Regions from separate parts of the Homo sapiens genome. Here region 1 is linked to region 2. Evidence: read pairs that join two places in POLR2A ChIA-PET (ENCODE). Cell type or tissue: CD4-positive, alpha-beta T cell. All regions are shown on one strand. Links, peaks and the distances in the headings refer to the core of each region. The heading gives the core; the rest is flanking DNA.

Region 1 (10,027 bases), core at 3,357-8,356, 280 kb after region 2:
GGGGACAGCAGGTGCCGTGGCCACAGCTTCCGGTTGCCCTCATTGCAGGAAGAAAAGGGCTCCTTCCTGGAGTTCTCTCCAGTTCGTAGGCTGACGGCTCCCATGCTGTCTCAGAAGGGAAAGTGGCACTCAGTAGGAGGGGATCTGACACTCCCTACTCAGAAACTCCTGCCTGCCACAGCCTCTCTCTGGCTGCATGTTTGCATTTTGGGCCTTTCCTCTCTGATGATAGAAAGTATGGCTTTGTCTCCCATTCCCAGCAAAGGAATTCCAGGCTGTGGGAAGCATGCTGGGATCCTTTGATGCGGGCGGGGACAATGGCAATAAAGAACCTGTGTGAAGGAGTGCGGCGGGCAGGGCCAGCCAGGTCCACGGAGTACTTGAGGCCAATGCCTTTCCTGTGCACGCCCACCCGAGGCCTCTGCCACATCTCCGATGTGAGAGTCCAGAGCCCACCCCAAGGCCTCTGCCACATCCCCGACGTGAGTGTCCAGAGCCGTTCCCACTACCGGGCTGTCCCCACGCCACGGCCCGCGTGTGGTGTGGATCCGCCTCCTCAAGCTCCCCATCTCCTTGGAGTTTGCCAGAAGGCTGGGGGATCTGGGATGGGTCTGAGTCCCTGCTGGGTCCCTTCCTATGCTGTGTGAAAAACGGTCTTTGAGCCTGTGTTTTGTCCATGCAGCACAAGGAGAGCTTAATAAATGGGTGCTTCTATTGTTATTATCATCAGTATTACCATTATCATCATCATTATTATATTACCATTATCATCATCATTATGATCATTGCCATTATCATCATCATTATGATCATTGCCATTATCATCATTATTGTTTAGCTGGGAGCAGAGAGGGGCTGCTTTAACCGCCCCAGGGTAGTGAATAGGAAGCTCTGGTCTCCAAGAAGAGTGAGGAGGAGGGGGCGCCTGGGTGGGCACCACAGCTGAGAAGGACAGGACAAGAGAAACCCCACCTGCTGGGGCATGGGCTCTCAGACCATTCGTGTGTGTGTGCACGCACATGCATGTAACTGTGAAAGGATTCATGATTCACAGCATCGGAGAGAACTATGAACACTGCAAGTAAGTAAATGAGGCCGGGCGCGGTGGCTCACGCCTGTAATCCCAGCCTTTTGGGAAGTCGAGGCAGGTGGATCACCTGAGGTCGGGAGTTTGAGACCAGCCTGGCCAACATGGTGAAACCCTGTCTCTTCTAAAAATACAAAAATTAGCTGGGCATGGTGGCACACGTCTGTAATCCCAGCTACTCAGGAGGCTGAGGCATGAGAATCACTTGAACCCAGGAGGCGGAGATTACAGTGAGCCGAGATTGTACCACTGCCCTCCAGCCTGGGTGACAGAGCACGACTCTGTCTCAAAAGAAGCAAAAAAGCAAGCAAGCAAACAAACAAGCAAGCAAGCTAGAAGAAAAAAAGAAAGTAAATGAGTGCATCTACCTCCCAGGTCTTGGTATTCTAAATACCATCCTCCAATTAAAGGAACCAGGAGATCTCAGAGGGTTAGAGGGTTAGGGTGGGAAAGCACAACATGAGCTGGGAGCATCTGTGGTGCCCCAAAACGATGGGGACATGTCCCAAAGACACCAGGGCTGACCTGAAGGGGCTCTTCTGGGACAGTCTGAAGAACAAGATAGTATGGTAGTAGATGGATTGTGACCCATGGAATTAAAGAAGAATCTTGAGCCCATACTGATTTAAATAAATAGATGAATGAATGAGGGAAGAGAGAAAGCTTTTCCTTACAGTAGAATTCCAACCAATACATGTAGAAGGAATCATGGAACTAGAAAAATCACCATTTGGTGAATGCCACAATGTACTTGTTTCAGGGAAGAATCATCAGTGGGTGTTAAAATTAGTGGGCAAAATACCATGAGAAACAGGATATGGACAGATTCAAAGCATCTCCCCACCAGACAATTATCCATTACAAAGGGGAAAATGGTAACTTTATAGGGGAGAAATCTGGCAGACCTCACCAGGAATGGGCGGAATCAACGTCACGTCCTTCCCGACATGGTTCATAGGAAAGGATACCGAGTCACATCTGTGGTATTCCTGCCAAAAATGCATACGCTGAATCTGATCGCAAGGCAACATGAGACACCTAAAATAAGGGATGTGCAACAAAATACCCAGCCAGGACGTCTCAGAAATGTCCAAATCACGAAAGACAAAGCGGGTGGAGGAAGCGTTCCACATTCAAGGAGACTGAAGAGACATGATGACCAACAGCCGCACCCTGGACTGATCCTGAACCCCCAAAAGGCTATTCATAGGACAGTTGATGAAATGCAAGTTAATTATTATTCACTGATTATTAGCCAGTTATTAATTCTCACATTTTGATAATTGTGCTGTGGTTATGTGACGTTTAGGGAAGCTGAGCGAAGGATAAAGTCATAATAAGTCATTTAGCCACGAGGATGCATTCTCAGATTGGCCAGGTACAGTGGCTCATGCCTGTAATTCCAGCACTTTGGGAGGCCAAGGCAGGAGGATCACTTGAGGCCAGGAGTTCAAGACAGCCTGGGCAATATAGCAAGACTCCATCTCTACAAGAAAATTTTAAAAATTAGCTGGGTGTGGTGGCAGTGCACGCCTGGACTCCCAGCCACTGGGAAGGCTGAGGAGGGAGGATGGCTTGAACCTGGGAGGTTGAGGCTGCAGTGAGTCATGGTCACGCCATTGCACTCCAGCCTGGGCAACAGAGAGAGACACGTTTCGAAAAAAAGGAAAAGAAAAATCAGTTTTCTTCCACTAAAACAGTAAGTTTAATTTTCCTAATTTGCTGTTTGTACAGTATGGTCCTCTGCTCCAAGCTTAAAACAAAAATCTATAGGAAACGTCACCTTTCTAGAGGAAGCTGAGATGGAGCAGCTCTCGTTCTACAGGAGGGGCTGCACAAGCTCTCACCACACATCTCTGTCCTCAGGAAAAGCCTGTGCTGAGTGACCAGGAGTTTCTTGTCACTGCTGCATTTTCTTCTTCTTGTTTTTTGTTTGTTTGTTTGTTTGTTTTTGAGACAGGACTGTGGCCCAGGCTGGAATGAATGCAGTGGCGTGATCACCGTTCACTGCGGCCTCAACCTCCCGGGCTCAAGCAGTCCTCCCATCTCAGCTTCCCAGATACCTGGGATCACAGGTATGTGCCATCACACCCAGCTAATTTTTTGTATTTTTGGTAGAGACGGGGTTTCACCATGTTGTCCAAGCTGGTCTTGAACTCCTAGGCTCAAGTGATCTGCCTGCCTTGGCCTCCTGAAGTGCTGGGATTACAGGTGTGAGCCACCACACCTGGCCTCATCCCTGAAGCATTTTCTGCCACGTCTTAGGCTGCATTGGTGACATAATCTGGGGGCTGCCGCCCCTCACAGCTACGTGACTTCATATGCAAGCTCCTTGGCCTCACTGTGCCTCAGTTTCCTCATCTGTAAAATGGAGACAATAATAACACCTGCCCCTAGGGTGGCTGTGAGCATTGCATGAGATAACATGTGTGTCAGTCAGGAGTTTTGGCTGCAAGCTAGGGATCCAACTCTGGGTGATTAAATCAGAGAGGAATTTATTGGAGGGTATCGAGTAGCTCACAGGTTTGGGAGAAAGTCAGGAGAACTAGCCAAAGCTGCCAGAACTCTGGCCAAATTCACATCAGAGGGCGGCTCTGGCAAACTCAGGACGCTAGATCCGCATGGGGGCACCGCCTCTTGAGCCTGCTCCTTTGTCTCTTGAGTTACCTTAAGAGGCTGGGCAGGAGCTTCTGGCTCCCCCCGTGGAGGTCTCAACCTCACCCCCTTAGCTGCAGGGAAGGCTGGGGAAGTATCTGATGGTTTCAGCAGCTACTGCTGCCTCCATGGTAAGACATACCTAGTTATGAATAACTAACTAAAATAAGTCTGTAAGGTGGGGAATTCCCCAACCTAGGAAAGGAGCTCAGATGAGGAGCAAGAGAGAAAGAAGAGGGGATGGGGTGTGGAGAAGAGGAGAGGGTGCCTTTGGAGCAGAAGCCAGCCGTGGCAAGCACACGGGTTGGTCATCGCGGGTGTCCTCCACCACCCCAGGCTCCCTTGCCTCCCCTTGGACTGCTATCGGATCTAAAGAGGCTACTGAAAAAGAGGAGGCGCAAAACAGAGGCATGAGTTGTTCAAAGTCAAAGAACACAATGAGGGAAGAATTAGTCATTTCAGAACTGGAATGAAACTTACAGCTCATCTAAACCAGATGCCCCATTTTACAGAGGAATGAGGCATTCGCAGGCTAAATGACTCGTGCGGGTCCCCCAATAGCTGATGGCGAAGCTGTGAATTCAGACCCCCACTTCGCTTGAGCAGTGACGGGAAGCTGGTGACTTCAGGCTCTGGCAGGTCAGCCCGGGGTGCAGGGGGCGGCTCCTGGGCTCCTGCTCAGCAGGAGGTGGAGGGGGTCTCTCCCTTCCTGAAGCTTTGAGAGCTGGGGTGCTGAGTACATTCTTGGGCTGTTGGGTGACACCATTCCCCTCTCTGAGTCCCCCAAAGGAATAGCTTTGGCTTCCTACAGTTACAGGGCTTCCTATATTAAATCTCAGCTCTTCGAAACACCCAGAGTAGTTTATCTTGTTCCGACTGGACCCCAATTGAAACGGACAGAACACAAGGAAAAGAGCCCAGGATTTCAAGGTGGAACCTGGTTTTGCCACTTACCATTTGTGTGGCTTTGGGTAAGGCATGTAACTTTTCCACCTTAGTTTGTCCGTCTGTAAAGTGGGCATATTCATACTTCACATTAGGTCTATAGAATAGACATTTCATCAGGGTTGAATTTTTTATGTGCTTATATAAATGAATTTCTTTCTTTGTAGGGGTAAATGGGCTCAGATGGCTCAGAAAAAAAATACGCACTCGCACATGATACACACACACAGAATGATTTAGCAAATACATAGACAACTGGTGAGGAACAATTGGTCAGTGTGGGAGAAGAGGATAGAGGTGTTTTTCAGTTTGAAATTGTTTCAAAATAAATGCTTTCAGGGCCGGCATGGTGGCTCATGTCTGTAATCCCAGCACTTTGGGAGGCCAAGGCAGGCAGATCACCAGAGGTCAGGAGATCGAGACCATCCTGGCTAACACGGTGGAACCCCATCTCTACTAAAAATACAAAAATTAGCCGGGCATGGTGGTACACGCCTGTAGTCCCAGCTACTCAGGAGGCTGAGGCAGGAGAATCATTTGAACCAGGGAGGTGGAGGTTGCCGTGAGCTGAGATCGCACCACTGCACTCCAGCCTGCGCAACAGAGTGAGACTGTGTTTCTAAAACAAAACAAAACAAAAAAAATGCTTTCAGGAAAGAAGAGACAGCTGTGCTAATTTACATCTACTGAACTTCAATACATGTGCAATTTAATGCAGGGGATGTTCGTTTACTTTCTATTGCTATGTAGTGTTCTTTTTTTAAAAAAACAAAAAAACACACACACACACACACAGAAATTTTGTGGTTTAAGCCCCACCCCTTCATTAGCTCCCGATTCTGAAGGTTAGAAGTCACACTGCCTGCCTGTGGCTCTGCACAGACCTCGCCCAGCGGAGATCAAGGTGCTGACTAGCTGAGTTCTCATCAGGAACCTCTGGAGAAAACTCCACTTCCCAGCTCCTCCTTGTGGGCACAATTCAGTTCCTGTGGAGTGGGAATAGGGTCCCCATTTCCTCGCTGGCTGTCAGCGGGGTCACTCCTAGAGGCCACCCTCGTTCCATGCCACGTGGCTCCTCCTTCCGCAGGGGCAAGGGCAGGTTGGATCTTTCTCGTGCTTTGAACACTGATGTCTTCTTCTGGGTCCTGCAGGAGAAAGCTCTCTGCCTTAAAGGACTCCGGCCCCCAGCAATCTCCCATCTTACAGTCAACTCATGGGGACCTTAATTCCATCTGCACAGCCCTTCCTGGCAGCTCCTAGGTCAGAGCCGAGCTGAACACCTGGGAGGAGGCGCACACACGGGCCCAGGAACCTGGCAGCAGGCTGCTGGTGGGGGGCATGGGCTCCCCAAGGGCCCACGGTTGGCCTGGCCCAGCCCTAGCACAGCTGGTGTGCTGTGTGCACTCTTTCTGTCATCCTCCCCTCAAAACGCAGCTCCTACGTGCTGCCCTGGCTCTGGGGAAAGGTGATGAATTATCCTTTCTCCTCCATTCAGCTGAAGTTTCAGACATCAGGATTTCTCTCTAGGGAGAGGCTCTTTTCTTCTCTGTGGTGATGTCCCCGACAGAAGAAGAAGAGCGTTGTGTTGATTGTCCCGCCGTCCTGGCAACTCCACAACCAGGGGAGCAGGACAGTGCCCAGGACCCACAGGTCGGGCAGCCATCCCTTCCTTCATAAGGAACGAGGGGCCACAGGGAGGCTGTAGAGTCCGGGAAAGGCTCTTGCCAGCTGTTCACAGCGTCACTTGGGGCCTCCACAGCCCGCTGAGCCCAGGACAGTGTCACAGGGGAGACGGAGGCCCTGAGGACCCCAGAGCCGTCAAGCACGCTCAGCTGTTCCCTGTCCACTCTCAGAAAGCCCAGCCCCTGGCAAATATGCAACAGGTTTATTTTATTTTATTATTTTTTTTAATGTTGCAAAGAACCTTCATATAATTTTTTCCATAGCATCCTGACAAACTCTGGATTCAAGCGGAGGCAGCATTCACCCATTTCTCTGCCGACAAAGCTGGCCTCGGCCAGGGTAGTGACTTGCCCGGATTGCTCAGCCAGACCAGGGGCAGAGCCCCAACACCAGGTCTCCTGGCCGGCGCTGTGTCTCCTCCCGCCTCCATCCTCATCCGAAGGTTGGGACGTCACAGTCCTTGGAGGCTCGCTTAGCTGGGAACTGAGGACCTTCAATTTCAATGTACTGAGTCTTCATGACCTGCATAAGGCCGAGGAGCCTGGCTGCCTCTTTCCCAGAAATTAGTCTCAGTCTCCTGGGCCAAGTGGTTGCTTTCTACTGCATTGCGCTCCTGGAATCCTGGAATACGCTGCTGAATTCTGCAGAGGAAATCAGAGTCATGGTGACTTCAAATTAATCACATAAGCACTCCCAGAGAGAAACGGGATTCTCTGTGGTGGGGCTGCACTTTGCTTGTAATGAGGACGCTTTAGAGGCCAAACTAAACCAGGCGGGAGAGCCAGGCCGTGGGGGCGGGGCGGGGCCTCTGCTCCGGGCACTCCCTTCCTCCACCTGTTTCCTCACCTGTAACATGCAGACAGTGTTCATCAGTGGCCAAATGTGAGGAGCAAATGCCCTTTTTTTTTTTTTTTTGAGACAGTCTCGCTCTGTCACCCAGGCTGGAGAGCAGTGGCACAATCTCAGCTCACTGCAACCTCCGCCTCCCAGGTTTAAGCGATTCTCCTGCTTAACAAAATAGGATTCTCCTGCTTAACAAAATAGATTTTTCTCCAGCTCAGGCTGGAGTGAATTGGCGCAATCTTGGCTCACTGCAACCTCCACCAGGTTCAAGCGATTCTCCTGCCTCTGCCTCCCGAGTAGCTGGGATTACAGGCATGTGCCACCACACCCGGCTAATGTTTGTATTTTTAGTAGAGACGGGGTTTCACCATGTTGGCTAGGCTGGTCTCAAACTCCTGACCTCAGGTGATCTGCCTGCCTCAGCCTCCCAAAGTGCTGGGATTATAGGCGTGAACCACCACGCCCGGCCTGCACCCAGCCTATTTATTTATTCTTAACTTTAACTTTTTTTGCAATAAGCCTTTTGCAGTCCTACATTTATTTATTTTTAACTTTTATTTTAGGTTCAGGGATACATGTACAGATCTGTTATATGGGTAAATTGTATGTCACAGGGGTTTGGCGTACAGATTATTTTGTTACCTAAATTATAAGCATAGTACCCAACAGGTAGCCTTCTTTTTTATTATTTTTTTTAAATTTGAGGCAGGGTCTTGCTCGGTCACCCAGGCTGGAGTGCAGTGGCATGATCATGGCTCACTGCAGCCTCTACCTCAGGCAATCCTCCCACCTCAGCCTCCCTAATAGCTGGGACCAAGGGCATGCAGCATCACATCTGGCTAATGTTAAGTTTTTGTAGAGATGGGGTTTCGCCATGTTGCCCAGGCTGGTCTCAAACTCCTGAACTCAAGCGGTCTGCCCTCCTTAGCCTCCCAAAGTGCTGGGATTGCAGGTGTGAGCCGCCGCGCCCGGCTGACAGATAGCTTTTTGGTCCTCACCCTCCTCCCACCCTCCACCCTCAAGGAGGCCCCGGTATCTGTTGTTCCCTCCTTTGTGTCCTTGTGTCCTCAGTGTTTAGCTCCCACTGATAAGCAAGAACATGCGGTATCTGGTTTTCTGTTCCTGTGTTGGTTCGCTTAGGATAATGGCCTCCAGCTCCATCCATGTATAACTTTATTTTATAATACAGAAAACATCGAACAGTCATTGTTAAGGAAAACTTTGATGACTGTTCCCATTCAGAAATTTATTTATTTAAATGTCCTTGAAATTTTTTCTTTTGGAGACAGAGTCTTGCTCTGTCACCCAGGCTGGAATGCAGTGGCGTGATCTCTGCTCACTGCAACCTCCACTCCTGGGTCCAAGCGATTTTCCTGTCTCAGCCTTCTGAGTAGCTGAGACTATGGGCAGGCGCACACCGCCATGCCTGGCTAATTTTTTTATTTTAGTGAAGACAGGGGTTCACCAGGTTGCCCGGGCTGGTCTCAAACTCCTGAGCTCAGGCAATCCGCCCGCCTCAGCCTCCCAAAGTGCTAGGATTAGAGGCATGAGCCAACGCACTTGCTGCCTTAAAATTTTTAAACTGCATTTATAATATTAATACTTTATACTTTTAAATACTTTAATTTATTCACAAGCATTCTCAAGTGCTTAACAACTAACTCTGGCGAATCTCTGGTTTTTTTAAATGTTCCCATACTGCCTACAATCTTAATAAATTGGCGTTGAATATCTGAGTTTAAATCACAAATCTATATCAATTACCCAATCACATATTTTGAATTGGAATCAAGAGGCCAGTCCATTCATTGCATTTAAAATTACAAGTTAAAATATGCCACATCCTCTTAAAACAGCAACTTCTTAAAATATCAAATATGTAAAGATTGCCTAAACGTAACCCCAAAATATCAAAAGTATGAGTTGGTTTCACACTCCTCTGTGTAAACAGACTTTTCCAGGGTTAAGAGAGACTTATCCGGTAAAGAAACAACGATGTCATTACCAGCAAGTCTGGGGTCCTGTCCCAAGGAACTGAAGTTGCTTATTGACCGGGACAACCCCTGCTCAGGACCCAGAATTGAATTCTTGCCTGTAAAAGGGACAGAAAATACGGAGGCCTGTTGGAGCTCTTATAACAGGAGCTCCTGGCCCCCCACGGGGAAGGGGTCCCCAGCACGCTTGCTTCCAGACCTGCTGACTCTCCTTCGAAGACCATGGTGGTCTCAGGGGGTCAAGAGCCCACCCGTCCAGGTGCCTGGCTGGTTGGCTTGGGACACCCCTGGCCCAGTCACACCTCAATTCAGGTGACAGTCCAGGAGCTGTCAGCAGACCCCCTCCTGGGAGTGTGGAGAATGAGCATTTCTCTATCCTTGCCAAAAAGCAATCTCAGTTAGGGCAGATGCAAGAAAACCACATCATCTTTCTCTCCCTGTGGGGCAAGAGCTAGCTTTATTAATTCTGGTGTACAAATTAGTCATTGCTGTCATTCCAGCTAAATCGAGGTCAGCTTTCTCCCAATTTATGCTGAAATTAGCAAAGACCCTTCTGATTTGACAGTCAAATGGGAAGGGAATTGATGGATCCCAGCACAGAGGTTGAAGGTGAGAGGCTGCAGGCATCCCAGGGTGCCCTGCGCTTCTGTTGCAGTCTTTTTTTTTTTCTTTTTCTTTCTTTCTTTCTTTTTTTTTTTTTTTTTGAGATGGAGTTTCACTCGTTGCTCAGGCCGGAGTGCAGTGGCATGATCTCGGCTCACTGCAACCTCCGCCTCCCAGGTTCAAGTGATTCTTCTGCCTCAGCCTCCCGAGTAGCTGG
Region 2 (10,027 bases), core at 1,613-6,612:
ATGTTTTCAGATGTACAAATCTTTACATGCATACAAATATTTTCTTTGTAATATCTAATCTCCCATTAATCCTAATCAATGTATTGATTATCTCAGACATTATAGTTTTCACCTCTAGAACTTCAATTGTTAAGAGATATTTTATGTCTAGACTTAATGTGTTCAATACTTCTAGCTTTTTGAATGTATGGAATGCAGTTATAATAATACATTGAATGTCCTTGTCTATTAATTTTATTATCTGTGTCATTTTGGGGTCAGTTTGATTTGTTGATTCGTCCCCTCCTCATTTATTTTTCTGTTTCTTTGTGTGCCCGGTAATTCGTTATTAATGTTGAATGTCAATACTTTTTCTTTGGTGAGAACTGGACATTTCTGTATTCTTAAAAACAGTTTTGAGCTTTGTTTTGTGATGTGGTAAAGTTACTTGGAAATTGGTACTTTCAGATCTTGCTTTAAATTTTACTGGAAAAGATCAACAAAATGTTTGATCTAAGGGTAGTTTTCCCCACTGCTTAAGATCTCCTGCAGACCTCAGGATTTCCCTTTCTCCAGTCACTGCCCTGTGAGCCCCAGCTGCCTGGGACCCTCTGGACTCTCTGTTCTACCTACATGACTCAGGGAACCTTCCGGAGTCACCTTGAGTTCCCCACGCATTTGCTGTGCCCTTGAAACCTTCTCCAGGTAGGAAAGTGCTACAATCTTGGGGATCACCTTATTTGCTCCCCATCTTTCAGGGACCACTGAGATTCTTTCTGACCTGATGTCCAATGTCGTCAGGGCTGTTATTTATTGTTAGATTTTGGTTGTTTCTGGTGGGAAGGCAAATCCAGTTCCTGTTACTTCACCTTGGCCAGCAGTGGAAAGCTCAAATATTTTTCTTTTAGCTGTTTAATCCAGTGCTTCCTAGTGTGTGTGTGTGTGCACGCGCACAAGTGGCATTTAATCCAGTGCTTCCTAGTGTGTGTGTGTGCACAAGTGGCATTTAATCCAGTGCTTCCTAGTGTGTGTGTGTGTGCGCGCGCACAAGTGGCATTTAATCCAGTGCTTCCTAGTGTGTGTGTGTGCACAAGTGGCATTTAATCCAGTGCTTCCTAGTGTGTGTGTGTGTGCACAAGTGGCATTTAATCCAGTGCTTCCTAGTGTGTGTGTGTGTGTGTGCACAAGTGGCATTTAATCCAGTGCTTCCTAGTGTGTGTGTGTGTGTGTGTGCACAAGTGGCATTTAATCCAGTGCTTCCTAGTGTGTGTGTGTGTGTGTGTGTGTGTGTGTGTGACATAATTTTTTATCCTCCCATGTCTACATCTTCCTAAGGATTAAAAATATTCATGTTGAAGAATAGGTTGTTGCAGAGGAGCCCAGGGAATGTAGGGAGATACTGTTTTTATTGGTGACATTGATGAGAAGTTTTAATATTTATATTTCATTTGTTTTTGCTGTTTAAAGTAAGCCTAACTTTTTTAGAGTGGTTGAAAACATAGAAAATTGTGATGTTTAAGGCCGGGCAGAGTGGCTCACGCCTGTAAGCCCAGCACTTTGGGAGGCCTAGGCGGGCTGATCACAAGGTCAGGAGATCAAAACCATCCTGGCTAACATGGTGAAACCCCGTCTCTACTAAACATACAAAAAATTAGCCGGGCGTGGTGGCGGGTGCCTGTAGTCCCAGCTATTCAGGAGGCTGAGGCAGGAGAATGGCGTGAACCCAGGAGGCGGAGCTTGCAGTGAGCCGAGATGGAGCCACTGCACTCCAGCCTGGGCAACAGAGTGAGACTCTGTCTCAAAAAAAATAAAAATAAAAAATAAAATTGTAATGTTTGTACAGAAAACTAGAGTACACGAGCAATTGTGCTCATAAGTGATTGTGGAAGGCAGCAACCAGCCTAGGAGTACTGACAATACCAGGCTGTACCTAGTGGCCCACTGAGGGATCAATAACTCAAGTCACTTGTAACCCGCTTACGCTATACCAGTGTGCACATTGGTCAGGAGGTTCTGATCTAATCAATCATGAATTTAATATATGACGTGAGATAGGCATCTAACCTTATTGATTTTCCAAATGGATAACCAAGTGACTCAATGCTGTTTTCTGAATGGATCTGTCCTTCCCCCACTGACTTAAAATTCTATCTTTGTTGTGAATTATTTTACCATACATATCTTTGCGTATCTTTGAATATCACCTGTTATGATCTATTGAGCTGTTTGTTCTAACATCGAGAACCAAGTGTTTTGGTTGTTATCACTTTATAGCATGCTTTGATATCTTAGCAAGGCAGTTCTTTTAGATGTTTTTCTTCTATATTCTTACACATGTGCTATTAAAAATGAACTTTAAAGTTAGCTTTAATTTCACTTTTTAAAACTCCCTTTTGATATTTTTATTGGAATTCCATTGAATCTCTAAACTGATTTGAGGATGATAAATTTCTTTTACATCTTAAAGCGAATTCGAAGATAACTAAACACTCCTTTGCCCAAATATGACTTTAGAGTCTTCTTACCATAAATCCATCACATTTAAAAGTCACTCCTCTTTTCCCAAGCATGATGGCATATGCCTGTAGTCCTAGCTACTCAGAGGCTGAGATGGGAGAATCTCTTGAGTCGAGGAGCTTGAGCTATGATGGCACCATTACTCTCCAACTTGGGCAACAGAGGAAGACATCATCTCTTAAAAAAATAAGTTTCTCCTCAACTTCCAGCTATTGTCTGGGTTCATAGGCTAATTTTGCCAGTGACTGAATAAACTTGAGGGAGTACTGAGATGCTGGGCATTTTTGTGTTTATCAAAAAGACTTAGTATCTATCAAATACTTAGAAGTGTGTGTGACCATAGTAAACAAATAAGTGTTATCTATCATCATCATCATTATATGGCATTACTATCCCTGTAAAACACTTCATCCTAAACCCTTTGTGTTTATCTCTCTGAGCTTTGATAAGATGTGGCCCTCAGGTGACAGTGATGAGTAGCCAACTCATAATGTAAACTATGTACCAGGGTCAGCAAATGTTTCTGTAAAGGACAATTTAGCCAATATTTTAGGTTTTGACAGCCATACAGTCTGTGTTGCAACTACTCAACCCTGCTGTGCAAAAACAGTCACGGCCAATACGGAAACAAATGGGTGTCCCAATGAAACTTTACTTACAGAACAGGGTTCGGTCTAAAGGCTAAATTTGCCAATCTCCAGACAAAATCAGGAAGTCAGTTTTATTTGTTTTTGATGTCCTTCTATTGTGTTATTATGATCCCTTTTTTCAATCACTTACCACCATAGGAATTTGTCTCCTCCTAGGGAAAATATCACCGGACCTTTTGGAGATTTCTGAGGCTAGAGTGATGTTTCTGGAATAACTGTCAAGCAATGCCAAGTTTTCCCAAGGGGCATGAGGAAAAAAATAATCATAGCTAATATTTACTGAGTGCCTACTATGTGCCAGGGAACTTTCTAAGTGCTTTAAATACATCAACTCCTTTAATCTCCATAATGACTATAAAAGGGAGGGGCTATGATTGTCCTCACTAACTGATAAAGAGCTTAAAGAACAGAAAGCCGAAATACTATCAGATAATTGAGTCCCTCTATGAACTATGTAGACTCCTCTCTCATTATAAGCTAGAGGCTACAAAATATACCGATGACCTAAGAACAATTGATTTTTCCGTAAAACTCAAAGATCAGCGTGCTAGCTCTAATCGTCCGCCGTGTTTCTCAACAGGGATGATTGGCATCTTGGAATGGACCTTTTTTTTTTTTTTTTTTTTTGAAACGGAATCTCACTCTGTCGCCTGGGCTGGAGTGCAGTGGTGTGATCTCGGCTCACTAAAACCTTCACCTCCCGGGTTCAAGCGATTCTCGTGCCTCAGCCTCCCCTGGGATTACAGGCACCCGCCACCACGCCCAGCTGGTTTTTGTATTTTTAGTAGAGACAGGGTTTCACCATGTTGGCCAGGCTGGTCTTGAACTCCTAACCTCAGGTGATCCACCCGCCTTGGCCTCCCAAATTACTGGGAATACAGGTGTGAACCACTGCACCCTGCCAGACAAGACTATTCTTTGCTGGGTGGAATTGCTCAACTCATTGTAAGACATTTTGTCTACCTGGCTCCCAAGCACTAAATGCCAATCATGCCCACCACCAACACCCCCAGGCTATTTTGAAAACCCAGATGCCCCTGTGCATTTCCAAACACCACTGCTACTTAGAGCCCTGGGTGATGTCATTGTTTTGAGTTAACCTCAGCAGCTGCTGACCTAGAAATAAAGCCCCACCCTCTGCCCTACATTTCCTCCCAAGAAGGCAGCAGCTTCACTCAGCTGGTATGATGGAGTATTCCAAACAGAAAACCAGCTGTGATCTCTGGCACTTCCAATTCCAATTAAGAGCTTTGTTCATTTAACTTAAGGATTTACATCACTTTAACATATCTTGTCAAGTAAGTAACACTTGAAATGACCCCATAAATGTCCCTTAAGAAGAACAAATTGCAAATCATCTCAAAAGGAAACAACAGATCATCAGACCAAAGCAGGAAATAAGAAAGGCCTGAGAACAGCTGGGTAACAGCATTTCAGCTCATCCAAGGAAGCCTAGGATTTCTTGTCAGTGGTAAGTAATGGCTATTGAATGCAACAGGAAGAGCGTGGAGACATTCGTTGAGCAGTGAGTAGCCCAGAGGGTAAAAGGGCTGACTTGCACTCCTTCCCCTTCATAGTTTATGAGCTTCTGCCAATCTTCTTCCAATGGAGAAGCTGAGCAGGCTCTTAAACTTTCTGTTTGTCGTGGCAACAAACAGCTTTTTAACACATTTCACCAAGGCATAATGAACTAACCTTTCTACATTATAAGACTTGTAATTTTGGCATTGGAGTAACTGCATGAACACAGAGACTTTATCTTAGCTTGCTATCTTAATTCTAGCTATTTTTCCCATTCCATGAAAATGATAGCTTTTCAATATATCAATATTTATGCTACATTATCTCCTCCAAGCTATAAAAAAAAAACCTTCTGTAGAGTTACCCACATTTAATCTAAATGGAAGAAAACATATTATCAAAACTGTGTCATTTGAAAGTTCTTTCAGGAATAGCTGAAATGAAATTCCAATTGGAAATTCCAGAAAGTGTATGTAAAATGAAAAAGAGGCCAGGCGCAGTGGCTCACACCTGTAATCCCAGCATTTTGGGAGGCCGAGGCGGGCGGAGCACTTAAGGTCAGGAGTTCAAGACCAGCCTGGCCAACTTGGTGAAACCCCATCTCTACTAAAAATACAAAAGTTAGCCAGGCACAGTGGTGCATGTCTGTAATCCCAGCTACTCAGGAGGCTGAGGCAGAAGAGTCGCTTGAACCTGGGAGGCAGAGGTTGCAGTGAGCCGAGATCGTGCCATTACACTCCAGCCTGGATGACGGAGCAAGACTCTGTCTTAAAAATAAATAAATAAAATAAACTAAAACAGAAAAAGAAATAGATACTTCAACTTCTGGCTGCGGGGAACACCCATATTAATGCCTGTTCTATAAGGTCACAAGCAACATACATCCAGATTTCATTCTTTTTCCACTGTCCTCCTTGGGCCAGTTACTAGTGGATGGTGACAAACAACCTTGGTCACTTAAAACACTAATTTCCTTTCCCCTCTCTCTCACTGTGAAAATGAAAAACCAGTATATATCCATGAGACTGGCAAAACTTGAAAAGTGAGACCAGAAAGCAAACTGCACAAAATTCACTTCATGAATCCCCTGCTGATCAAAGTGTAAACTGCAACAGTAGCTTCGGAAAACAATTTGGAATTGACTAGTAAAACTGAATCTGAACATGCTCTATGACCACCGTTCCACTTCTGCGTAAATTCATATTCAAGCTATTACCAGGAGGCAGTGTAAGAATATGGAGAGCAGCATTGTTCATAACAGCAAAAACCTATCAACAACCTAAATCCCATAAACGTTTGAGTGGATAAATAGCATCTTCCAATGAGTTAATAAACAGCTACTAACATCTCCAAAAGAAAGACAACTGGGTCTCAGGAAATGTTTATCACATGAAGAACAGAATACTCTCTCTAAAGCAGTCTTGCCAAGGCTAGGCGCAGTGGCTCACGCCTGTAATCCCAGCACTTTGGGAGGCCAAGGTGGGAGGATCACCTGAAGTCAGGGGTTCAAGACCAACCTGGCCAACATGGTGAAACCCCATCTCTACTAAAAATACAAAAATTAGCTGGGTGTGGTGGCAGGCGCCTGTAATCCCAGCTACTTGGGAGGCTGAGGCAGGAGAATCACTTGAAGCCAGGAGGCAGAAGTTGCAGTGAGCTGAGATCTAGCCAGTGCATAGCGGGGGCGACAAGAGTGAGACTCCATCTCAAAAAAAACAAAAAGTGGCCTTGCCAAAAAAACTAAATCCATCAATCAAACCTGAGTTTGGTCAAATGTCTATGTCCAAGTACTAATTTGTAAGAAATACAGAACACAGAATAATATGTCAAAGTACACCCTGGAGATGTAATCAGCAAAATCTAAACTGAGCAATTCCCTAAGATAAGTGTCAATAAATAAATTGCAAGGAAAAGTAGGGGAGATAAAACTATAGGTCCAATACAACTTAAAAGACATCAGTGAATCACAGTATATGGCCCTTATCCGGATCCTGATTCCAAAAAATGTAAAAAAAAAAAAAAAAAAAAAAAAAAAACTGACACAAGACCACTGGAAATTTGAACAACTGACTAAAGACTTGATACTACTAAACATTAATGTTAATTTTCTTGGTGTGATAACAGTATTGTGGCTAGGTTTTAAAAAGAACATTTTTAGAGAAGTTTCAAGATAGATATATCATTTTATACTTATTTACAAATACACATAAGGATTTTACAGATAAAATGATATGATATATGGGATTTGCTTGAATACTAGGGAGAATGAGTTAGGTGGGGATATGGATGAAACAAAATTGGCCATGAATTGAATCTAGATAATGGGACCATGGAGATTCATTACACTGTTCTGTCTGTTACATGAACACACACACCACACACACCATGTATGTACACGTCACATGCACATACCACACACATTCATTCACATGCAACCCATATACACACATCATATATGCGAACACCACAGATGTGCATGTCCCATGCACATACCACACACAATCACACATTCACACGCCATACACACATGCCATACACACACATGAACACACCATACACATGACACAAACACCATACATACACACCATACACACACACACACACACACACACTGAACATGTACACCACACATGCATGCATGCGCACACATGTAGCTTTCCAAGCACACCACATGCTTGCTTCTGGGCCCGACACAAGCTGCTGCCTGGAAGTCATTCCCCCTCACTTGAACGCCTCCTCCTGATTTCTGCTCCAATATTGCCCCCTCCAGATGCCTCTTATGCCCCCACTCATCCCCTCACACCCCCCACACCCCGGCACCATGCACGCCCACTGCATTCAGGACTGGGTGCTCGCTTACCTGCAAGCTCAGCCGGCATGGGATTGCATCTTCTCTGTCTCATGTCTCCAGCCCGCAACAGAGCTGAACATTTGCAGAGTGAAAGTTGGATAGATGAATTACCAAATTCTTTAGAGTGATCTGTTAGAACCCATAGCTCTTTTTGGGTTTGTGAAATTAGAAAAATGATGCCTGTGGTTTTTAAACTTCACTCATTGATCTTTTCAAAGGGCTTTACCCCCGAGGAAATACAAAGGATGGTATATTTTGCATATTCGAAGTGCATTCGTTCATTTCAACTTTATTAGCTGTGCTTAAATCATCATACTGAAAATGCATGTTTCTGTACTCATATGAGACATTCTAATTAATCTTACACTAGATCAACCAAACATTTGCATCTTGTAGCTGAAAAGTATCGTTTAAAAGTGGCTGAAACTCTGCTTCCTTGTTGGTTTTGACAGTGGTGAGTGAGTACCCATGGTAATGACGGTGAGCCATTCCCTCAGTGCCTCAGGCGGCACATCTTACTCCAGAATGAACATATTATCATAAGATCTGCACAAAGACATATTCGTTTCATGGCATTATTCAGAACTGTTTTGTGTCTATAAAAATTATAATAGCCTTCTGGTTAAACATAACACATTGACTAGAAAGTGACTCTCTTTTTCCTTTTTCAAAAAAACTTTATTGAAACATTAAAATAAACTGGGAAAGTAATTTAAAATTGTAATTAAAAATTACTCAGTACCATACAACAAATTCTGCATTGGTATAATCTGCAATCACAATTTTAGCCACTGGGGAGCGACTTCAGCAAACATTATTTTACAGCCGAATTCTGGAACCACAGGTTAGAGCTCAAAAGAACACGGGCCCCATTGTGCAAATTTTTCCTACTTTAGTCATGAAAAAAAAAAAAAAGTAGTTTGATTATTTGGTGTTAGAAACTGTCTGGAACACAGTTCTGAATTTTAAAAAGAACAATTTTAGGATGATATAGGCACTCTAAGGCATCTCCAGTTTCTAACATAAGTTAATTCTAACCCAAGGATTTTTCTAAAATGTTGTATATTTTAAATTCACACAATGCTTTAGATTTCACTCCTTATAATCTAATCTCAATTCCAAAGGGCATTATTATCATAATGCTCTTTCTCCATGTTGGTAAAATATGAAAAGTGTTAGTTGCAACAAAGGCCCAAAACAAATGGCCCAAATGTCCTCCAGGATGGGCCCTCTGAATGTGCGAGCTCTTGGTAGCAACATGCCTGACTTGAGGTTATACCAAGAAGAAATCATCATTCCCACTGAGGGTCTCCCAGCTGCATGGAAATGGGACAACATTGGTAACAGGTGCCAACCTGTGAGATTTTGGAGCTGTCATTGCTCCCCATGGGCACATGGGTGCACCAGTCATAGAGTACCATAAAGTAGCCAGCACTCCCGCACTTGTCCTTCAAAGCCTGACCCTTCCAGTAGCAGCAATCAGCTTCCTCTAGACCTAGAATCATGCGACAGTCCATTTGCAAAGAGCAGGATAAAGAACTTGAGCCATCTAGTGGGCTCTTGGGCATAGTTGGGAAGACGCAAGGCAAATTCCCTCTTCCAAAATATCCACCTTCCCATTCCACCACACTTAACACTTGGCTATTAAAAACCTTATTCTTGAGGTCAGAAAGACTTGCGGGGCGCTGGAGTTCCCCAGTGAAAATGCCAATAGCACTGGGTAATAAACACGTAAGTTATTGTCATGGGTGATTTGCAAACCTGCCAGCAAGGCAGTGAGCAGTTCCCTGGGTGGGGTCCAGGACGCAAAAGGAGAGAGTTCACGAAAGTCAAGATGAGAGGACGGCAAACGGAGAGCTGCCCAGTGCACAGATCTGCCTGAAGGAACACTGCTTCCCAAGGAAACACATCTGTTTGTTGTGAAGCTCTCACTATGAAAAACAGAATCTGACCGGGCGCGGTGGCTCACGCCTGTAATCCCAACACTCTGGGAGGCTGAGATGGGCAGATTGCTTTAGCTCAGGAGTTTGAGACCAGCCTGGCCAACATGGTGAAACCCTGTCTCTACCAAAAATACAAAAAATTAGCAGGGTGTGGTGGCGTGCACCTGTGGACCCAGCTATCTGGGAGGCTGAGGTTGGAAGATCACTTGTGGGAGGCAGAGATTGCAGTGAGCTAAGATTGTGCCACTGCACTCCAGCCTAGACAACAGAGTGAGACCCCATGTCAGAAGGAAAGAAAGAAAGAAAGAGAGAGAGAGAGAAGGAAGGAAGGATAGAAGGAAGGAAGGAAGGGAAGGGAAGGGAGGAAGGAAGGAGGGAGGAAGGAGAGAGAGAGAGAAAGAAAGAAAAAAGGAAAGAAAGGAAGGAAGAGAAAGAAAGAAGGAAAGAAAGAAAGAAAGAAGGAAAGAAAGAATGAAAGAGAGAGAGAAAGAAGGAAGGAAGGAGTGAAGGAAGGAAGAAAGGATGGAAGGAAGGAAGGGAAGGGAGGAAGGAAGGAGGGAGGAAGG

What was found. Peaks named below come from ENCODE experiments on the same cell type or tissue, not always from the same donor. Only the 100,000 strongest peaks of a DNase experiment are listed, where the experiment ranks them.
Region 1: POLR2A ChIA-PET joins it to region 2 with 10 read pairs; 14 of 35 experiments call an interaction of 5 or more read pairs at or near these places.

The regions. Positions count from the first base shown.
Region 1 is chr10:6,130,668-6,140,694 of GRCh38, reverse strand. The region is part of intron 1 of LOC101928080 (a long non-coding RNA gene); the gene reads left to right. LOC124902369 (a long non-coding RNA gene) reads right to left here and starts at 27. Exons shown (of 3, transcript XR_007062043.1): 1 at 1-27. RefSeq lists enhancers at 3,823-4,122, 5,465-6,012, 6,013-6,561. In CD4-positive, alpha-beta T cell, for the core only: no CTCF peak of the experiment used is centred there; DNase peaks (open chromatin) are centred at 3,921, 4,114 and 5,504; H3K27ac peaks cover 369 bases.
Region 2 is chr10:6,404,723-6,414,749 of GRCh38, reverse strand. LOC124902370 (a long non-coding RNA gene) reads left to right here and starts at 4,320. Exons shown (of 2, transcript XR_007062044.1): 1 at 4,320-4,617. It also overlaps a transcript of PRKCQ not described here. RefSeq lists an enhancer at 4,155-4,656. In CD4-positive, alpha-beta T cell, for the core only: no CTCF peak of the experiment used is centred there; a DNase peak (open chromatin) is centred at 4,249; H3K4me3 peaks cover 700 bases; H3K27ac peaks cover 1,612 bases.